2 separate regions of the Homo sapiens genome follow, and region 2 is linked to region 1. A link is a loop called in an ENCODE intact Hi-C map of the cell type or tissue named here. Cell type or tissue: natural killer cell. All regions are shown on one strand. Links, peaks and the distances in the headings refer to the core of each region. The heading gives the core; the rest is flanking DNA.

The links. A loop is a pair of places that touch in the nucleus more often than their neighbours do. Peaks named below come from ENCODE experiments on the same cell type or tissue, not always from the same donor. Only the 100,000 strongest peaks of a DNase experiment are listed, where the experiment ranks them.
Region 2: a loop joins it to region 1, with 7 times the contacts of the local background. A loop is called at or near these places in 2 of 110 quality-filtered maps.

What each region holds. Positions count from the first base shown.
Region 1 is chr7:150,665,031-150,675,208 of GRCh38, reverse strand. The region is part of intron 2 of LOC124901774 (a long non-coding RNA gene); the gene reads left to right. Among named protein-coding and RNA genes, the nearest start is that of GIMAP2, 16 kb to the left of the region's middle. In natural killer cell, for the core only: no CTCF peak of the experiment used is centred there; DNase peaks (open chromatin) are centred at 6,578, 7,348, 8,238 and 8,428; H3K27ac peaks cover 3,559 bases.
Region 2 is chr7:150,476,473-150,486,650 of GRCh38, reverse strand. GIMAP8 (GTPase, IMAP family member 8) reads right to left here. Exons shown (of 5, transcript NM_175571.4): 5 at 7,258-9,559. The coding sequence ends at 8,871. It also overlaps the pseudogene EIF2AP1. Among named protein-coding and RNA genes, the nearest start is that of GIMAP8, 31 kb to the right of the region's middle. RefSeq lists a silencer at 6,872-7,106 and an enhancer at 8,557-9,756. In natural killer cell, for the core only: no CTCF peak of the experiment used is centred there; DNase peaks (open chromatin) are centred at 4,420, 4,900, 7,430, 7,778 and 1 weaker place; H3K27ac peaks cover 4,594 bases.

The sequences.
Region 1 (10,178 bases), core at 3,489-8,488:
AACTGGACAGATTATGGCACCATTTGCAAAATAGGAAACCCAGGAAGGAAGGGATGAACATCCAGTGGAGCCAAAGGTGGTGCCCGTGAGAACCTCATTACCCAGTGAAAACACAAATAGAAGAAAGACCAAAGGTGTTTAATGCATGCTCCAATACCCAGTAGACCTTGCAGTGTTGACTTGAAGCTATGGTGGCCAACAGGCAATGGGGAAAGGATTCCCTATTTAATAAATGGCACTGGGAAAACTGGCTAGCCATATGTAGAAAGCTGAAACTGGATCCCTTCCTTACACCTTATAAAAAATTAATTCAAGATGGATTAAAGACTTACATGCTAGACCTAAAACCATAAAAATCCTAAAAGAAAACATAGGCAATACCATTCAGGAAATAGGCATGGGCAAGGACTTCATGTCTAAAACACCAAAAGCAATGGCAACAAAAGCCAAAATTGACAAATGGGATCTAATTAAACTAAAGAGCTTCTGCACAGCAAAAGAAACTACCATCAGAGTGAACAGGCAACCTACAGAATGGGAGAAAATTTTTGCAACCTACTCATCTGACAAAGGGCTAATATCCAGAATCCACAATGAACTCAAACAAATTTACAAGAAAAAAACAAACAACCCCGTCAAAAAGTGGGCGAAGGATATGAACAGACACTTCTCAAAAGAAGGCATTTATGCAGCCAAAAAACACATGAAAAAATGCTCATCATCACTGGCCATCAGAGAAATGCAAATCAAAACCACAATGAGATACCATCTCACACCAGTTACAATGGCGATCATTAAAAAGTCAGGAAACAACAGGTGCTGGAGAGGATGTGGAGAAATAGGAACCCTTTTACACTGTTGGTGGGACTGTAAACTAGTTCAACCATTGTGGAAGTCAATGTGGCGACTCCTCAGGTATCTAGAACTAGAAATGCCATTTGACCCAGCCATCCCATTACTGGGTATATACCCAAAGTATTATAAATCATGCTGCTATAAAGACACATGCACACGTATGTTTATTGCAGCACTATTCACAATAGCAAAACTTGGAACGAACCCAAATGTCCAGCAATGATAGACTGGTCCTTTAAGAAAATGTGGCACATATACACCATGGAATACTATGCAGCCATAAAAAATGATGAGTTCATGTCCTTTGTAGGGACATGGATGAAGCTGGAAACCATCATTCTCAGCAAACTATTGCAAGGACAAAAAACCAAACACCGCATGTTCTCACTTAGAGGTGGGAATTGAAGAATGAGAACACATGGACACAGGAAGGGGAACATCACACACCGGAGACTGATGTGGGGTGGGGGAAGGGGGGAGGGATGGCATTATGTGATATACTTAATGCTAAATGATGAGTTAATGGGTGCAGCACACCAACATGGCATATGTATACTTATGTAACAAACCTGCACGTTGTGCACATGTACTGTAAAACTTAGAGTACAATAATAATAATAAAAAACGAAAAGAAAAAGAATTTAGTCCAGGAAAATTTCGTAAAAAAAAAAAAATTGCAGTGACTTCTTTTAGGCTTGTTTAGCTTCCTGACTTACTAGGCAGTTTTCAATTCATCATTATATTTTGGAATAATTAAGAATTCAGGAGATGTTTAACTTCAAGCTCTCCCTCACTATTTAAACTCCCCAAATTTAAATATTTGCCATAAATAACTTTCAATTGATTTCACCCAAAATTCATTATTTGAATTGAAACTCCACTGAAGCAAATCTGGTTGTGTACACCAGTAAAACATGGATATTGCCCTTGAGTCTGTAGGGTGAAAGTGAAGTAAACTGCAGTCATATCTCAGTTGTTTCCTGACAAGATCCTGTCTTGTTCCCACGTTGTCTAAATTGGTTTTTAATTGTTGGAATCATTTTCTCCACATTATTAAGTGAAAGTTCTTCTATGAGAAAGGGACAATTTATTGCTGATTTCCAAAGTTTCATGAAGTGATGACTGCAAAGCAACACAATAACAACACCAACACCAACATCACCAACAGAAAAACCCTTCTTGGATCTTTTTTTTTTTTGGATCTTTTTGAAGAGGTCTGAATTGGTGACATGTACAGTGAAGAATGTGAAGAGCTATGAGCCTTACATAGCAAAGGACTTACTGCCAGAGAATTCAGTTCAAACCAATGCTCAGAGTTGCAAGAAGGAGTCAATCTTGCAGAATAATCTTAAAGATTAATTGAGTACATTTTTGAATTTAAAAATTTTTGCAATCTATCCATCTGAGAAAGGGCTAATACCCAGAATCTACAAAGAACTTAAACAAATTTACAAGAAAAAAACAACCCCATCAAAAAGTGGGCAAAGGATATGAACAAACACTTCTCAAAATAAGACATTTATGCAGCCAACAAACATGAAAAAAAGCTCATCATCACTGGTCATTAGAGAAATGCAAATCAAAGCCACAATGAGATGCCATCTCACGCCAGTTAGAATGATGATCATTAAAAAGTCAGGAAACAACAGATGCTGGAGAGGATGTGGAGAAATAGGAACGCTTTTACACTGTTGGTGCAAGTGTAAATTAGTTCAATCATTGTGGAAGACAGTGTAGCGATTCCTCAAGGATCTAGAACCAGAAATATCATTTGACCCAGCAATCCCATTACTGGGTATATACCCAAAGGATTATAAATCTTTCTACTATAAAGACACATGCACACACATGTTTATTGCAGCATTGTTCACAATAGCAAAGACTTGGAACCAACACAAATGCCCATCAATAATAGACTGGATAAAGAAAATGCAGCACATATACACCACGGAATACTATACAGCCATAAAAAGGATGAGTTCATGCTCTTTACAGGGATGTTGATGAAGCTGGAAATAATCATTCTCAGCAAACTGACACAGGAATAGAAAACCAAACCCCGCATGTTCTCACTCATAAGTGGGAGTTGAACAAAGAGAACACATGGCCACAGGGAGGGGAACATCACACACTGGGGCCTGTTGCGGGGTGGGGGGCTAGGGGAGGGATAGCATTAGGAGAAGTACCTAATGTAGATGACGGGTTGATGGGTGCAGCAAATCAGCATGGCACGTGTATACCTATGTGACAAACCTGCACGTTGTGCACATGTATCCCAGAATTTAAAGTATAATAATAATAATAAAAGAAACTTTAAAATCATACAAAAGTCATCAACAGAAGCATTCCACTATATGATGCAATCTCAAGCACAGTGTTACATTATTACCCAGGGGTCCGTATGCTTTCAAGCAGAGGAAACACAAAGACATGGCCATTTTGAGTTTTTCCCATCACATTGCTTTGACTATGATTTCAGACAACAGGCCACAGTCATCTCCTTCTGGAGGGTCAAATGCCATAAAGACAGTTCCCAGTCCCTTGGAACTGGATATGGACAAACCCCAGGAGTGAACAATTCCACCTCCTCCTTTATCAGCTCATCCCACACACTCACCCCGCTGAACAGCCACCGTGAGGACTCCGGTCTCCCTCTCCTCTCCTCTAAACCTCATTTAGGCAATTCTAATTAGTAAATAATCCTTTTTTAAATTTGTGAGTGAAATTTGATTTTGTTATCTATATGAACCTATTTTTGTATTTAATCAATTTTTCTGAATGCTTGTAGAAGTGTAGTAGAAAAGAATGTTTGCATTTATATCATTGCTTACTGCAGACAGATATGAGTGTAGTGTTAAATCACTGGCAAATAATCAGCTAAACAATTAGCTGATTGGCATTTAATGGCCTTACATTTTGCAGAAATCATTGGTGATTTTTATTATATTGCTTTGATTGTTTAAAAGTGTTTTAGTGATATCTGGAGGAAATTGTTGGGGTTTTTGGATGGGCTAGAAATGTACTGCAGCTTTTCCCCTTTAAATGATGAAATATAGAACCCCTATTGTGGAATTTTGCTATGTAACTTTTTTTGGGATGTATGACATTCGGAGCAAGGGATTCCTCTACTGTGAGATGTAATGGGGTGGCATTGTAAAAGACTCAGCAGGCCATGAAGGCAAAGAGTTGTGGGTGAGTCAGGGCTTTATAAAGATCTCTGAGCATCTGAGAACCTGCTTCTCACACACAATCTGTTTTCCTGGCTATTATGAGTCAAACAGGGAATAAAGCTGACCAATAGTACCTTTAAGTTCTGTTGACTTTACAATTCTATGATAAACCTGGGAAAGTAAAACCACCAGGAAAAGAGTCTGTTACCTTGGTGAAGGAGGGTAGAAGCGATTTGGGATATTCTAGGCTCAGCAGGTGCAACGTGGAGAAGAAGCTAGGGACACAGTTGACAACGAGAGGCTCCCACATGTGGCCCTCATTGATCTGTCCCCCACCCCATCTAGAGCCATTTGAGCCACTCCAACTGAGGCCCAGTCTGCAAGGAGTGAAGTCAAGTTGTACCCAGTGTGCTCTGCCCAAATTCTTGACACACAAAAACACGTTGTTTTAAGCCACTGAGTTTTGGAGTAGTTTCTTATGCAGCAACAGATAATCAAATCACCTGAGTGGGTTCCTACAAGGAGAATTGCTATACAATTGGTACATGCATTTGTAATTTTGAAAGATATTACTGAATTGCTTACAATAAAAATTTTAGTCAAATTAGTTTCACCAGCATTTTATTAGTTTCCCATATTGATTTCTCATAATTTTATCTTTGCCAAACTGATAGGTGAAAGATGATGTTAGTGTGATTTTCATATACATTACTCAATGGGAATATGATTGAGTCATTTGTCATATGTCTATTTATTAAAGAAAGAACTATATTTTTTATTGATATCTCTTACATATTTATTGCCCATGTTTCAATTCTGATGGGAATAATTTTGATATTGATTTGTAAAAGTTCTTTATGGGGCCAAAAATGATAATTTATCTTCTTTTTTTGAATTTTTTATAAAACAACTTCTAATTTCTTTCACTGTTAATTTATTGTGGCTAGTATCTAAGAGAATGTTAAATAAGTAATCACAATGATAGTAGGCTTCCTTAGCTTGTTCTTAACTTTTGTGGCAATATCTCAATGTTTACCATTAAACTAGATGCAGACTTTGAGGTTGAGATGGAAAATTTTCTTATGGGGAAAAAGAACCAATTATTAGACATTTAATTTTACCAAATTACTTTTCAACAGCTAAGGAGGTGATCAGATTATGTTGCTCCATAGCTTTGTAATACATTAAATTGTATAAAAATATTTCCTAGTATTTCCTAATATTGACTTCTTTGCATACTTAGACAAATCTTAATCACACAAGGTGTTGCTTGATTCTATTTGTTAATAGCTAATTCAGGATTTTTGCCTTGATATTCCTAAGTAATCTTATCCATTTCTAAGACAGAGCAATTCTGTCTTCAATTGTGCTAGTTCTAGCTGGACCTGGTTTGAGGGTCTCGTCTCTTTTTGTTAAAGTAAATTAAAATGGAGACCAGACCCGGAGAATACCTGAGCAGACAAAAGCAGTTAGGCCTTACAAATGACCTCAACCTTGCTTGATTTGCAAAGATAAGCAAGTCTTAATTTGAGCTATTTCTTGTAAATGTTTAATATTAAATAAAAGCAGAACTTAAGCTCAACTAATTAGAAGTAGCCAGCAAACAAAACTATGGACTTTACAACAGGGTAGACCAAATAAGGTAACTGTATAACTGTAACCAATCAAATATTTTATTTTCTTCTGTGCCATCCTATAAAACCTCCCTCTTCTATTTTTACCATCACCACCTTTTCCCTATCACTACCTCCTTTCTCAGGCAAACATGACAGTTAACAAAAACAGTAGGATAATGAATGTTATTAAGGAGAACACTAGGATGTTTTAAGAGTGTATAGAGGATCTGCTAAACTAATAGTAGGAGTAGTTGGAAAAGACTTCTTAGAAAAATCAACATTGTTTAAGCTGAAATTGAATAGTGAGTAGAAGTTAGGGAAAGAGATTAGAAGTATTTCCAGGAAGAAGATAAAGCATATTCCAAGGTAAGTGAAGACATGGAACTCTCAGTTAATCAAAGAAAGCCAAGGATGGCTAGATCCTCAAGGTGGGAAGTCACATTGTGTAGAAATGAGGCTGGAGATTTTAGCAGATGATTTTTTACAGAAACTCATAATTAAGTTTGGATCCTGAATGTTTTATTATGGAAAATGGAAAAACACTCCAGGCTTGAATCTAGGTATGTCACAGTCAGATATGTGTAATTGTGGGCTGTGTGAATTATGAATTCAAAACCTTCTCCCTCATCAGGCTTTACATAATCTGAATTTTGGTCGCTTTAATTGTGGTCCTCCTCCACTTGCTCTGCCTCCCACGAACTGCACCCTCTCAGTGCATGGAAACAGAACAAGTGAGTCAAAGAGAGCATAGAGGAACCCTGGCTGTAAACTTTGAGGTGAACCCACTGGGTCACCAGCCCATTCTGTTTCCTTTGCTCATAACCCTGTCAGCCCCTACCCCATTTCCTCTCCAAAAACTCTCCCATAATATCTTTTCATTTTCACTTGCTGTCCTTCCTGAGTTTCATCTCCCTGAGTGTTGAGAGGCATTTGGTTTCTAGGTGTTTTGTGAAGTGTGAAAAATAACTTCAGTGTGTGAAAGGAAACCACAAGACCCAGGGCTGCTATAGCAGCAAGCTCTGTTCTCAGAGAGGGTAGATAACTGTCTTATCCTGTGTGATCTGAAAGGGCTGAAAGTCCCCTCAGTAAAACATGCACCCCATTGGTCTGGAGCTGTCATTCCTCTCTCAGAGGTAAAGGTTTTCCATCAGGACAGTGGCTAGGTAAGGGGAAAATAACTCACAGGGAGATACTGAGAAGGAAGTCAAAGGAGCTGAATACAAATCAAATATTAATAGCTCAAGTGAAGAGTTAACAATTCAAGCCCTTGGCTGGGCACCGTGGCTCACACCTGTAATCCTAGCACTTTGGGATGCTGAGGTGGGTGGATCATGAGATCAGGAGTTTGAGACCAGCCTGGCCAACATGGTGAAACCCCGTCTCTACTGAAAATACAAAAAATTAGCTGGGCATGGTGGTGGGTGCCTGTAATCCCAGCTACTTGGGAGGCTGAGGCAAGAGAATTGCTTGAATCTGGGAGGCAGAGGTTGCAGTGAGCTGAGACCACGCCATTGCACTCCAGCCTGGGTGACAGAGCAAGACTCTGCCTCAAAACAAACAAACAAACAAACAAACAAATCAAGTCCTTAAATGCTGGGGGTCCACTGGAAGGTTTCTTTGACGTGGTCTGTTGCCTGTTATCTTGGCCACATCTTGTAAAAAGATGACCTCTATAGGTTTAACTTGCTACAGATCCCAGGCTTGAATATCATCCATTAAAATAGCAGAGACTGCTCTATTTGCCTTTCTCTAACTTTCCTTCTTCATCCTGCCCTGAAGTTCTCCCACATACATTTTTAACTACTCAGTCCATCAGTGATCACATATACCCAAAATACGTCCTCCATATTCTCACTGGGGTTCTGGAGTTAGACAGAACTGAGTTCCAGTTTCTACTGGGCCACTGACTAGCTAAGTGTCCTTACTCAAACTTGAGCCTAATTTCCTTCATCTTAAGGTGGGAACAATTTAAACTATCCAGTCTGAATTAAATGGAAAAGTGCACGTAAAGGATGAATTCCCAGTGGCTAGCACAGAGGTTTTCAAGCCTTAGCCTGCATCAGAATCACCTAAAGAGTTTATTAAAATACAAATGGCTAGGCAACATCCCTGGAATTTCTGAACTAGTAGGTTTTGAATGGAGCCTGAAAATAGCATTTCTGACAATTCCCATGATGCCACTGGTCTGGGGACCTCACTTTGAGAACCACTGCTCTTGGACATTGCTGTATCATTTGCACTGTTGAAGTTGGGCCACTGCCATGACTAGTGGAATTGGGGCCTGTGCCCAGCTACAAATAAAAGTTGGAGGTTTATTTCTGAGGCATCTCAACTTTCAGGGACATTTAGGCTGTTTCCTGATGGCCCACAGCACCTCTCCATTTTGTTTCTTCTAGGATGATCTTAGATGAGAGGGTCTTATGTTGACTTTTCTCACCTAAAATTTTACATTTCAGATGTGCTTTTAAAAACTCTCTTATGATCTCCATTTCAGCTGATTTAATCATAGGTGAGAGTCCTTTAACAGACAAAGCTTTAGCTCAGTGGTTCTCAAACTTTAGCAGGCATCAGACTCACTTGGGGGTTTTACTGAAACTTAGATTGCTGGACTCCGCCCCCAGAGTTTCTGATTCCATGAGTTAAGGATGGAGCCCATATTTCCTAACAAGTTTCCGGTTCATACTGATGCTGCTGATCCATGGCCCACATTTTGAGAACCACTGGTCTAATACACAGTAAGTCTGAAAAGGAGCTAATACTATAAACTAGCACCCCTGGGGACCATCAGAATGACTGGGCCATTTACATGAACTCCAAGTAAGGTTTAAAATCTCTGATGTATCTGTCATGTGGCAGAGGATGGAGTAAGGGGAAAAAGAAGAAGAAACCAACCTGGCTCCATCTGTACAAATGTCTTCCCATGTTGCTGAGGAAATGAAACCAGCACACATGGAGAAATGGAGTCCAAGAGGCATTGTCTGATTGACAGACAGCAGAGGATCAAAAAATCTCAAGTTGTGGAGGTTGTCATGTAGGAATTTTGCACTAAAGGAAGGGAGGATTTGGAAATGTGGAGAACTTTGGGGACAGACAAATAAACAGGTGGAAGGAAATAGTGTGAATGGCTTTAAGGTAAAAACAAGCATTGCCTGGGTAAGAAAAAGTAAATGGGTACCCCTTATAGAGCAGATACAGCTACCGCTTACTTAATTCTTTCTGGCTCAGCCCTGGGTTTTATATCTTCTTCTCATTTAATGCTTACAGCAACAGTAGGAAGTAGAAATTATCATGTCCATGTCTAAAGAAGTAAAAATAAGGCTCAGGAAGATGAGGAACTCAACCAGTGTTACTCAGAGAATGAAAGTAGAATCAGAGATGGAGTCTGTCTACCCCAAGCGCCTTGCTGCGAGTCTCATAAGGTAGCAGAATAGAAGCAAGGGGGCTGTGAAGAAAGTTTGCAGCCTGATATAAAAGCTGTCAATTTCAGGCCAAGAAGTGTGAACTGTAACCTAGGTGATCATGGCTTCTTGAGCAACACACATGGTAGGTCTGAGCTACATAATCTTGATCTGCTGGGTACAGACTCATTAGAGAAGTGAAGAGAGAAGTCCCTTCTAGCTACAGAAAGTCTCCCTGTTCTTCTCCTTTTCCTGCCTCTCCTTTGCTCCCTAAACCCTGTACTTCACTCTCCCACTGTCAGTTTGTGCCTCTTTCTGTCTCACTGCTCTTCCCTCTTTCCTCTCTCTTTCTTGCATGGTGTCCTGTTAATCCTGATCCCAGCTCCCAGCCCCACTACCTTAGGGAATATCCAACCTCATGGGACACCCATTCCTCAGTCCCACGCTGAACCCAGAATCAGTGGGTCCTGAAGGTCAGAAAGTAGAGCAGAGACACTGGCTTTCCTGAAAAGGCCACTCCAGAGCCTGCCTGTCTGCTCTCAGAGCCCGCTCTGCCTCCATCCAGAGAACGCATGTGCACACACCATGCTGGGGCCCAGCCACCTCCCAGCTTCTCCAACTTTTAGGTCTTATCCTTTCTGAGTTTAGCATCTCTATGGGAAAAAAGGCTTTAGGAGTTCATTCAGTCTGGAGAATAGGCAATGATTTCTGTCTCTGAGTGGTGGAGCACATTTCAGGGCATAGGCAGACTGCCAGGCTAGAGTGATCAGAGATGGTTGCAAAGCCCCTTTGCCTGTAAGCATGACTCATGGCCATGAGACATTCTCATACTGTCATAGAAACTGGAATTTCTACTAAGAGAATTATATTGATATTAACAAAGGGAAGGGTATCAACTCCAAAAGCCCTCGTTGTACTGCATTAAATTACGTAGGGACTTTCTCCGCCCGCCTCCCCCAGCATTGTCTCTGCTGCGGTGCATTGACACATTCATTCTTTCCCTCTCTGAGTGGCATGGTAGCATCCATCAGGACTGTGTTTGCATCACTAGGGCTCCTCGCTAGCATGGAGGCCCTGGTTTTCCACTGGAGCCCATCAGCATGGACTTTGCCATTAGCACCCTAGCACCTGTGCCTCCC
Region 2 (10,178 bases), core at 2,942-7,941, 190 kb after region 1:
ATATATTATTTATTCAAAAATTAGATGTGAAAAGAGTCCCCAGCCTTCCTTATCATAAAGTCATAATATATTTTTTACACTTAAACTTATTTTTTTACAAAGGAAGTTGAAGGTAACATCTGTGCTGTGTTGCAGCTGCCCCAACAACCAAAGATTGCTGTTGTACCATTATTTGTACAGAATATAATTCTCTGGCTGAACCTTATCTGACGTTTACGGTCTCTTTTATTTTATCTCACAAATGTAAGGGGAAAAGTGGATTTTCAGAAACAGTCATCCATTAATGATTAAAACTTAAAACAAATATCAGAAGCCCCAGAGACTGTTTTTAAAAATTGTGTACTAAGAGTTAGTAGTAGCTAGAGGTGATTCATTCATTCATTAAAAGGGGAAATCGTTTGTAATGTTAAGCTAATATCAGAGTAGTTTTTGGGAAGATAGATGTGATTGAAATATTTTGGTATGTTCTTGGAGTGAAACAGAAAAACAGATTGCCTACCCTACCAGACATGACTGTTGATATACTTAGACAAAATCTTGGCTTGCAATGTTGTTGGATTTATGCAAAGCCATTTTCTTAAAATATCTGAATCTGAATATTACCTTTATTTTTCTCTTGGCATCTCTTTTATAACCAAACATATCTTAATTTCACCTGAGGACAGACGGGTGCCTCCAACAGAATTTAGCCATGTTCATGTGCTTAGAAATTCCAAAAAGTAAGCATGTTAATACTTTTCGAACCACCGTTCACATTCCAGGTGTTACTGTTTCGATTCAGCGTGCCGATGAGCCCCTTCTTTCCTCCATAGCTCTGAATAATAGCATATATACCCCAGGCGCGGTGGCTCACGCCTGTAATCCCAGCACTTTGGAAGCCTGAGGCGGGCAGATCACGAGGTCAGGAGATCGAGACCATCCTGGCTAACACGGTGAAACCCCCGTCTCTACTAAAAATACAAAAAATTAGCTGGGCGTGTTGGCGGGCGCCTGTAGTCCCAGCTACTCGGGAGGCTGAGGCAGGAGAATGGCGTGAACCCGGGAGGCGGAGCTTGCAGTGAGCCGAGATCGCGCCACTGCACTCCAGCCTGGCCAACATAGCGAGACTCCGTCTCAAAAAAAAAAAAAATAGCATATATACATAAAGAATGGAGTCGGTTGGGCAAATGATCACCTTTTCATCCAAAACACAGAGCCCCCTAAGATGTTGGAGTGAAGAACACAACAAGAATGAAAGTTCAAAATGAGGCTTCCCAAATTTTCTTTCTAAATGGAGTAGCATGAGCCCACAGTACAACTCAGCTAACATCCATACCACATTAGACTGAGAAAAGTAAACCTGAAGAGGAAAGATTAGCCGGAATCTGCCCAAAATAGGCCTACTCCAGACAGCTTATAACATGGAAAAAGGAAGCCCCAGGCAGGCTACGTATACATGGGTGTAGGGAGATCTAGGAACCTGTTTCCTGGTTTGAGGCAAAGTAACATTAGTAGTGAGAACTAAAATACAATCTAAAAGCTATCAGTGAGTTGGTAATAGGTAATGCAGATGTCGACAAAACCATAGTTTCCTACTGTCAATAACAAACCTGTTTCTATATTGCAACAAATAAAATGCTATAATGTAAATACTGAAGAGTGATCCCATTTATAATGAGTTGGGCCCTCTAGGAAAACTCTTGTCAAAGCAGCAATTCTCTACTTGCTGTGTGATTGTAAACTTGACTTTGGAACTGGCTCTTGTAATACAGTCTACTATAGTCTTCATACATATTACCACTGTATTCATACATATTACTACTGTAGGGGTTTGGAAATCAAGGGGAAAAATTGTGGGATGTTAAAAACCACAAACTTATTTCCAAACCTATGGCTTCAAATTTTACATACTTTGCTTGGTGCCCAGATAAAGAGCTGTACAATGTTTTTTCTGCATCCAGTGAAATGATCATGCAATTTTTGTCCTTCATTCTATTAATATGGTGTAATACATGACTGATACTTGTATACTGAACCTGTCTTGCAACAACTACTACATGTGCCCCCAGGTTATGTGTTAATAATGGGTGCGAGATTTTCCATTATACTAGCTCTATCCTGCACAAAAATATCATGCCATCAAATGCAGAAATCGTTAGCGAAAAATTCTGGACATAGTATTTCCAATAAAATCAATAACTTATTAAGCAGTTCTAAGTACCCTGTGAGGAGCCAATATTGCAATGACTTTTAGAACTCCACTTAGAAGAAATGAACAAGTCATTGATCTTAAGCTACATGAGGAGGGGCCGCAGAGAATATGAAACTACAAGGGCAAATAACAAGCCATTTCCCAAAACATCCCCTAAGAACAAAGGAAGCATGAAGCCAGTCACTGCAAAACAGGAAACACACCCCAAAATATCTTCTCTCAGCCAACATGAAGAGATTTTAAGATAGCGGGGAAAACATGAGAACCTAGGAAACTGAAAACAATCAAACAACTGAAATAACAAGCAGCAACCGGCAAACAGCTAGGAAAAAAAGCAGCTGGAGAAAATTCAAAAAGAGATAGCCCTTCTCCAGGAGCTAGAAGATTTAGAAATGAGTCTTTTAGGTATTTAAAGAACATAAATTGAATGCCAGAAATCAGTATAAATATATCTTCTTGTTAAACCTGATGGGGTACTCTAAACATTCTTATGCCCATACTTGATGATCATTTATAATGTATCCAATATTCTGAATATGTGGGGTTTTTAAATGTTTATTAAATGGACTTTTCCTACCTTTCAATGTAATGTAGAAGGGGGTAGGAATGAGTTTTTTTAACCAAAGCTTGACAGACTAAAACAGAGATATTATTATCCACTAAAGAACAGTCTCTCAAGACACAAATAAAAGCGTCTTACACTTTTTTAAAAGAGGAAGGAGCAAAAGGAAGAGTGATCAAAATCAGGAAGGAAGGCTGCATGCTGACTCTGCATGTTCTCTGCAGAACCTCCAGTAAAAGTTCCTGAAACTAAAACAACAGGAAAAAGAAAAAGTCGAATAGGAATAATTGTGTGTGTGAATACCAGGGTGTTTTTTTTTTTTTTTTAAAGTAACAGTAAAAACACCACATTTTAGGCTTTTGGAGTCTTGCACCAACAAAGAAACAGTGCATAATTCTGTAGGACTGAGGAGGTAGAGAAAAGGCTGAGGAAAAAGAGGACTCTTAGAAACAGTGGGGAGGATCTCAGGATTTTTCTTTCTTTTAAATTAGTACTATATTTATTCTTTTTCATTACCTTGTTCCTTTTTTAATTTTTATTTCAATGGTTTTTGGGGTACAGGTGGTTTTTGGTTACATGGATAAGTTATCTAGTGGTGATCTCTGAGATTTTAGTGCACCCGTCACCCAAGCAGAGTACACTGGACCCAGTGTCGTCTTTTATCCCTCATCCCCCTCCCAATCTGCCCCCCTCCCAGTTCCTCAGTCCATTATATCATTCTCGTGCCTTTGCGTCCTCATAGCTTAGCTCCCACTAAGAAATGAGAAAATACACTATTTGGTTTTCCATTCCTGAATTGCAAGTGGGATCTCCCAGGGCACCACTGGACAGGTCAAATAATGACATTTTTCTAGAAATGGGACTTTTAAGGGGCTCTAACTCCATTCAGCTCCCTTCAGTGGCTTCCAGGCTGCTAGTTTTCATAGTGATTTTAGTTTTTTGGTTTTCAAGGTTACCACAGAGTTGGGGGTAATGAGAAAGGGGCAAGTTGAAACATGACAGAACTCACTATTCTTACTATTTTTCTTGAATGAACACTCTCAATATTGCTTCAAGCGTTGGGTTGATACCCAGAGTTCTGAAAAAAAAAAAAAAAAAAAGAGTTGATTCTGACTATTTTTTGACAGTGTTCTCTATCTTTGTGGAGATTTTTGGAGGACATTATTCTGCTATTCCCACTGACATCATCTCACAATTATATTTGTCTTATAAATATATAGCATTATGGTTGCAGTGTGAAAGGTAATTTGAGAGAAGCAAGCCTCGAAACAGGTTCAATCCAAAGAAACAGTTGCAACAATCCAGTCCAGAAACGATGGTGACCATAACTCGAGTAGAGATAAGGAAAAAAAAAAGTGGATGCTCCAGAGAGACATGAAGCCTTTATAATACACAACTCTTTTGTTATTTGTTGGAAGAAAGAGTCAAGGCTTCTGTCATGGACAACTAGACAGATTATGGCACCATTTGCAAAATAGGAAACCCAGGAAGGAAGGGATGAACAGCCAGTGGAGCCAAAAGTGGTGCCCGTGAGAACCTCATTACCCAGTGAAAACACAAATAGAAGAAAGACCAAAGGTGTTTAGCGCATGCTCCAATACCCAGTAGGCCTTGCAGTGTTGACTTGAAGCTGTGGTGGCCAACAGGATTGAAAGGCATGCTTTGTAGTTAACAGTGCCTAGTAAGCAGCACCCAGTGGAGAAGGATTTGGATCAGGACAAAAGTAAAACCAAGATAAACACCACGTGACAAGTGACAGAAATTTTCGGTAGCTAATGTAACTCATCCATTGGGAAACCTCAGAAATAAATTGAGGGAAACAGGAACTTGCTGGCAGCCCATAGTGCTGCAAGAGCAGGTGGGTTGCAAGCTAGGAAAACATTCATAATTATTGTCGACATGATGTCATTTTAAACTTCAGGTTACTGATGATTTTTGAAGGACAAATTACAAGTATATTCCCAGAGGGTCTTTTAGGCATGACACCTTGGCCCTGGCTTGACCCCTTTTAGTCTAGCCTACACGCTGCCCTATAATCTGTGGGTCAGGAAACGCAAGCCCGCCACACTACCACCCACCAACATACATGAGGACGATGTGAAGTGAAGAGCAATAAACAGGAAGTTTGTAGCTGAAGAGGAAAATGTATCATGCTGATCATGCTGTTCACAACTAGATTTTACACCAGTCTGTTGAGCACATCCTGTGTGTATTCACAGAAATACAGAGGTGCAAGAGTGAAGGCCACGGAGGTTTCTCATGAACATCAAGCTGCCTCTCATGGGAGAACGGGAGGTGGGCCTGCCGATGCCTTCATCTGCTAGGGAGGATGATAGTGTGCTAGTGGTAGAGGCTGGACCAGTGGGCCCATGGAACAAGCTAATGTAAGGATGAGCTAGGAAGGAGAGGGTTTTTACTGAAAAGGTGGATGCTTCATTTGAGGGAGGAGGAGAAGAGGCTCATAGCCAAGTGGCCTGGGGATTCTTCTAGGGAAGTGAGCTTGCTGGCAGGCTTCACAGATCATGTCAGCAACTTAGCTGACTCCCTTGCAGAAATTTAGCCAAATTTTATGGGACTTTCTGTCGTCATGGAATCACGAAACTATTTTTTTTTTTTTTACTCTTTATGCTAAGTTCATCACAAAAGCCTTGTTCTTCAGTAAATCTTGCTCAGTGCAGGAAAAGAGAGAAATGAAGTGAAAAGGATTGCTCTGAGGAAGGAGAGGAGGCTGGGGGTGCTGGATGACCCTTTGTGAAAAATAAGCATGTTCTTAGTGCATCAGCAAAACAGAGGCACTGTAAATAGGCAAAAAACATTTCCTTAGAAGTTACCTCTCCCACTCTCTAACCAAAAGAGGTCTGGATCATCTGTACATCCTGCAGTCTATCACATTGGTCCACTGTATCAGGGTCTCTCAGCCTTGGGACTATTGACATTTTGGTCCAGATAACTCTGTTGTGGGGGACTGTCGTGTGCATCTTAGGATGTTCAGTAGCATCCCTGGATTCTATTTACCACATACCAGTAGCACCCACTCCCTGTTGTGGCAACTAAAAAATTCTCCAGGAGGCTGGGTGTGGTGGCTCACGCCTGTAATCCCAGCACTTTGAGGGGCCAAGGCGGGCAGATCACGAGGTCAGGAGATCAAGACCATCCTGGCTAACACAGTGAAACCCCATCTCTACTAAAAGTAATTTTTAAAAAAAATTAGCCGGGCGTGGTGGTGGGCGCCTGTTGTCCCAGCTACTCGGCAGCCCGAGGCAGGAGAATAGCATGAACCTGGGAGGCGGAGCTTGCTGTGACCCCAGATCACACCACTGCGCTCCAGCCTGGGTGACTGAGGAAGACTCCGTCTCCAAAAAAAGAAAAAGAAAATTTCTCCAGGAATTGCCAAATGTCTTCTACAGGGCAAAATTGTTTCCAGTTGAGAACTAGCACATTACCTCAATGATGTCACATTGGAGAGGCAGGACAAGCAATAGGTGGCCAGCATGATAGTGGCCTTGGTAAGACACATATGTTTGAGAGAGTAGAATATCAGTTCTGGACTTCCAGCTCAAGGAGGGTCTTCAGTGAGACATGGAGGATGTCCGCCAATTATGGCAGTGAGGAAGGGATGCCACTCTTGAAGGCTTTCACTTCAAGAAGAAACTTGCCATTCAGCTCCAGCTGCAACACTGTCAGGTCCCATCTGAGCTTCTGAGCTGAAGCCATGCTTTCTCCAGCCAGTCCCCAGCCTAAAGCGGAGCACAGCAGAGCTCCTAGTGTCTGTCCAATGCAGGACTTGGCTATTAATCTGTCTTTGCCCCAGAATTCCCTATTGAGTTGGCCTGGGCTTTGCCAGGCTCTTCCTGCCCAACTCAGCTCCTCCCCACTTTTCTCTTGCAAGTGTCCAGTCTAAATGACAGTCTGAAGGCTTTCCCTGCCCAATTTGGCTTCTTCCCTCTTTTGTCTTTCATGAGCTTTCCCCATAAACCTCTTGTGCTCCTAACTCTTTCTCGGCATGTATTTCTCAGAGAAACTGACACAGCAGTATTGTTGCCCCGTTCAGACTTGGACCTGAAGGAAAACAGCAAGGTATGTTAGAGCCAACCTGTGAGAGGATGCCACATTGCTTAGCCCACACATCACCCACCTTGTGCAGCTCCCAGTGTCACCTGCTCAGCCATAGGTAGCACACTGGGATTTGTTTCTGCCTTCAGGCAGAAGGGAAGCTCAGGGAAGAAGCACAAAATGCCTTTCAGACCTTATTCCTCCCATGTTTCTGGTTCTAATACTGGTTACATTTATTTGTCCTTGCTATACTTAGATGTCCAGAGTGAAAGATAACTGAGCTGTCAGGGACCTGCCACACAAATGGCTGTCACCCAGTCTAAATGAAGGTCCTCAGGCACCAAAGATACAAAAACCTCGCCTGAGTCAAGGTATCTAAACATCTCAATTGTCTCTTCATGAAGGTATGCTGCTTCCCTAAATCACAAAAATAGAAATCAGAAAGAGAATGTGAATTCATAATGATTCATCTTTATTATTTGATTCAACTAAATATATTTACACACTTTTTTTTACTTTCCAATTTTTATTTCAGGTTCAAGGGGTACATGCACAGGTTTGTTACATGAGTAAGTTGTGTGTCACAGGGGTGTGGTGTACAGGTAATTTTGTCACCCAGGAAACCAGCATAACACGCAATAGGCAGCTTTTCAATCTTCACCCTCCTGCCACCCTCCACCCTCAAGTATACCCTGGTGTCTATTGTTCCCTTCTTTGTGTCTACGGCACACACATTTTCTAGAAGTTATTGTGTTAAGGGTTATATGGAATCCAAAAGTATTAATGGCAACAGTCCATGTCCTTTTAAATGGATTAATGTTGACGGTAACCTGATATTGTCTAGGGGAAAAAAACAGATGACAAAGATTATGCTCTCAAAGCATGTACAAAGTGCTCAACATTTTACCCTGTATCTATCTTATCCTGTATCTACCCAGAAGAAGGTTCCAGATTTCTCTCTCACATATCACCCACCTCTCAAAATAATCTGCTCAGCTATGGAAAGAACACCACTGTCTTGAAACCAAGAAGCAAATTCGAGTGTAGAAGCCACATCCCAGTGCAGGTGGGACAGAAAGATAGAACAAAACTGGGATGTTGACGCCCACCAGCCCCAGCCTGCTTATTCCTCGGCTTCCTGACAGGAGATACAGGAAGCCCCTGATGTTTTTAAACCATTATTATTGGAGTTCTCTGAGTTTTAACCTGTTTCCTAACCTCAAGGGAAAGAGAAGGAGAAAGAGAAACGCAATGGAGATTCTAATAACCTTCTCTAGAGGAAATCTAGAACAACACTTAGAATTACAGAACTTTGCAAGATTCTCTGATTTTGGCAATCTTACTATGCTTCTAATTTCTGTTCTAGTCTATGTCACTGTGATAATTAGCAATAAAATCATTCAGAACCTCCAAGACTCATGTCTGTTTCCTCAGGGACAGCCAGCAATGGAAGACTATGTCCCACTTCACATCTAGGCGTGGAACGTGAAGAGCCGTAAGGAATGGCTAACGTGTGAAGAAAAGAACACTCTAGCCCTAAGTCGCATCCCAAAGGAGACAGGAGAGCTCAGGGAGCCAACGGCCCTGGACAACAGGGAGGCCCTCTGGAGTCTGCTTCCTGCTTCCGCCATGCCCAGGAGTGTGCTGAACGCTGCCCTGGTCTCATGTATCTGGATCCCCTGGGTTGTTGTACGACTATCTATATTCTCATCCCAGGTGGCCTCAGCCTTGATCACAGTGTCTATCCTGATTCCAACCTACCTACACAAGTGAGGTGATTCTTGTGACTTGATTCTACCACTTATTATCAGCCTAATGTCTGAAATCTTTTTCCAGATTTCCCCACCTTGTATCTTCTTTCTCCTTTATAATACCCTACTATTCGCCCCCACCTGCAATTTATTTATCTACAAATAGCTGATACATCACAAGGCGGGATGCATTTGCCTCTCAGGCCCTCAAAGCCATGAACCCGCTTCCCTTCCCACAGGTTGTACCATGCCCCGCCCCTCCCCCCAACCTGAGGGTGTCTCTAATTGAAGAGACCCCAGGCACTTCGGCTACCTATTGTAAAATACCTATTAAATTTTTAAGGAGTTTTTCGGCTTGGGACATTTCCTGGACATTTTTAATTAGTTTGCTGACGTTCTCCTGTGTATGGGGATACCCGGACCACCCACTTTCTTTTCTCAGATCATTGACCTTTGTTAAAAGAGCTTTCACCTGGGTTTCCTGGGCCTGGCCTGTTTCTTTGTTGTTAAAAGCACAAACTCGCCGCCCACACTTTTTAAAAATGCGCCGAAGGGCTTTGTTATCTGAGTTCTTCATGAAGTCTTCCAAATTCCCCGCCCCTAGGTCTTCCTTCCGGGTGAACAGCATAATCGCGTATTTCGTAAAGTCTGCTCCAAAGATGGCCTCCAGTTTCGCCACAGCTGTTTTGTCCTCTTCAGTGAATCGTCCCAGCTGGAACACCAGGACAAAAAATGTGTCCCCTTTTTCACAGCAGGACAAACAGCGCTTGACCTCCTCTTCTAACCGGGATGGGTCCTTTTCGACATCCAGCATCTGGTTGAAGGAAGGAGTGTCCACAACCACCACCTCCTGTCCGTCCCATGTCCTCCTGCCACTCTGGCTGGTCTTGGTGACTGGCTGGGCCCGGAGCCGAGAGGTGAAGACGAGGCTCCCCAGGATAGAGTTCCCGGTCGCACTCTTCCCAGTCCCGCTTCTCCCCACAAGGACAATGTTCAGGGTTTCTGTCAAAGGAAAGTGGGAAAGATTCGTGACCATGGGCTGATCTGAAATTGGATTTTAAAGTTATCCCATGAAGCAAGATTACATCACTAAAGTAAACAGCATGTTCAAACAGCATCAAGACCTCCTTCTCACCCAAGCAGGGGGATCTCCAAACACGGGAATGACTTGGCCCAGTTCACTCAGTCTGTGGACTCATGGCAGGACTTGGACTACATACAGTCTCCGTCCAGGGTTCATCCACCAATGTGGCACTGTTCCTATCACTGAATCGGCTCTGCTCCCTTTTTGCAGCACCTTCCAGACAGACTCCCTGGCACCTGTGAGTGTCCCCTGGCCTTCTTACTCTCTGCTCCCCTCAGCTGGGTTCCGTCTACACATCTCATCCCTTTGTCTTCTGTTCCTGTTACAACTACATCTTCTCACTCCCAACTACTGCTAACTATAGCAACATCTCCTTACAGTATTTAAAGAATTATTCTGTAAAATTGACTTTCATGAAAAAGAAACTCTACATATCACTGATAGATTACCAGTTTCCTTAGTTAGGACATGTAAAAATTCATTTCTCATTAAAACCACATTGAACTTAATTGCCTTTCACTGATGAGTCAGAAGAAA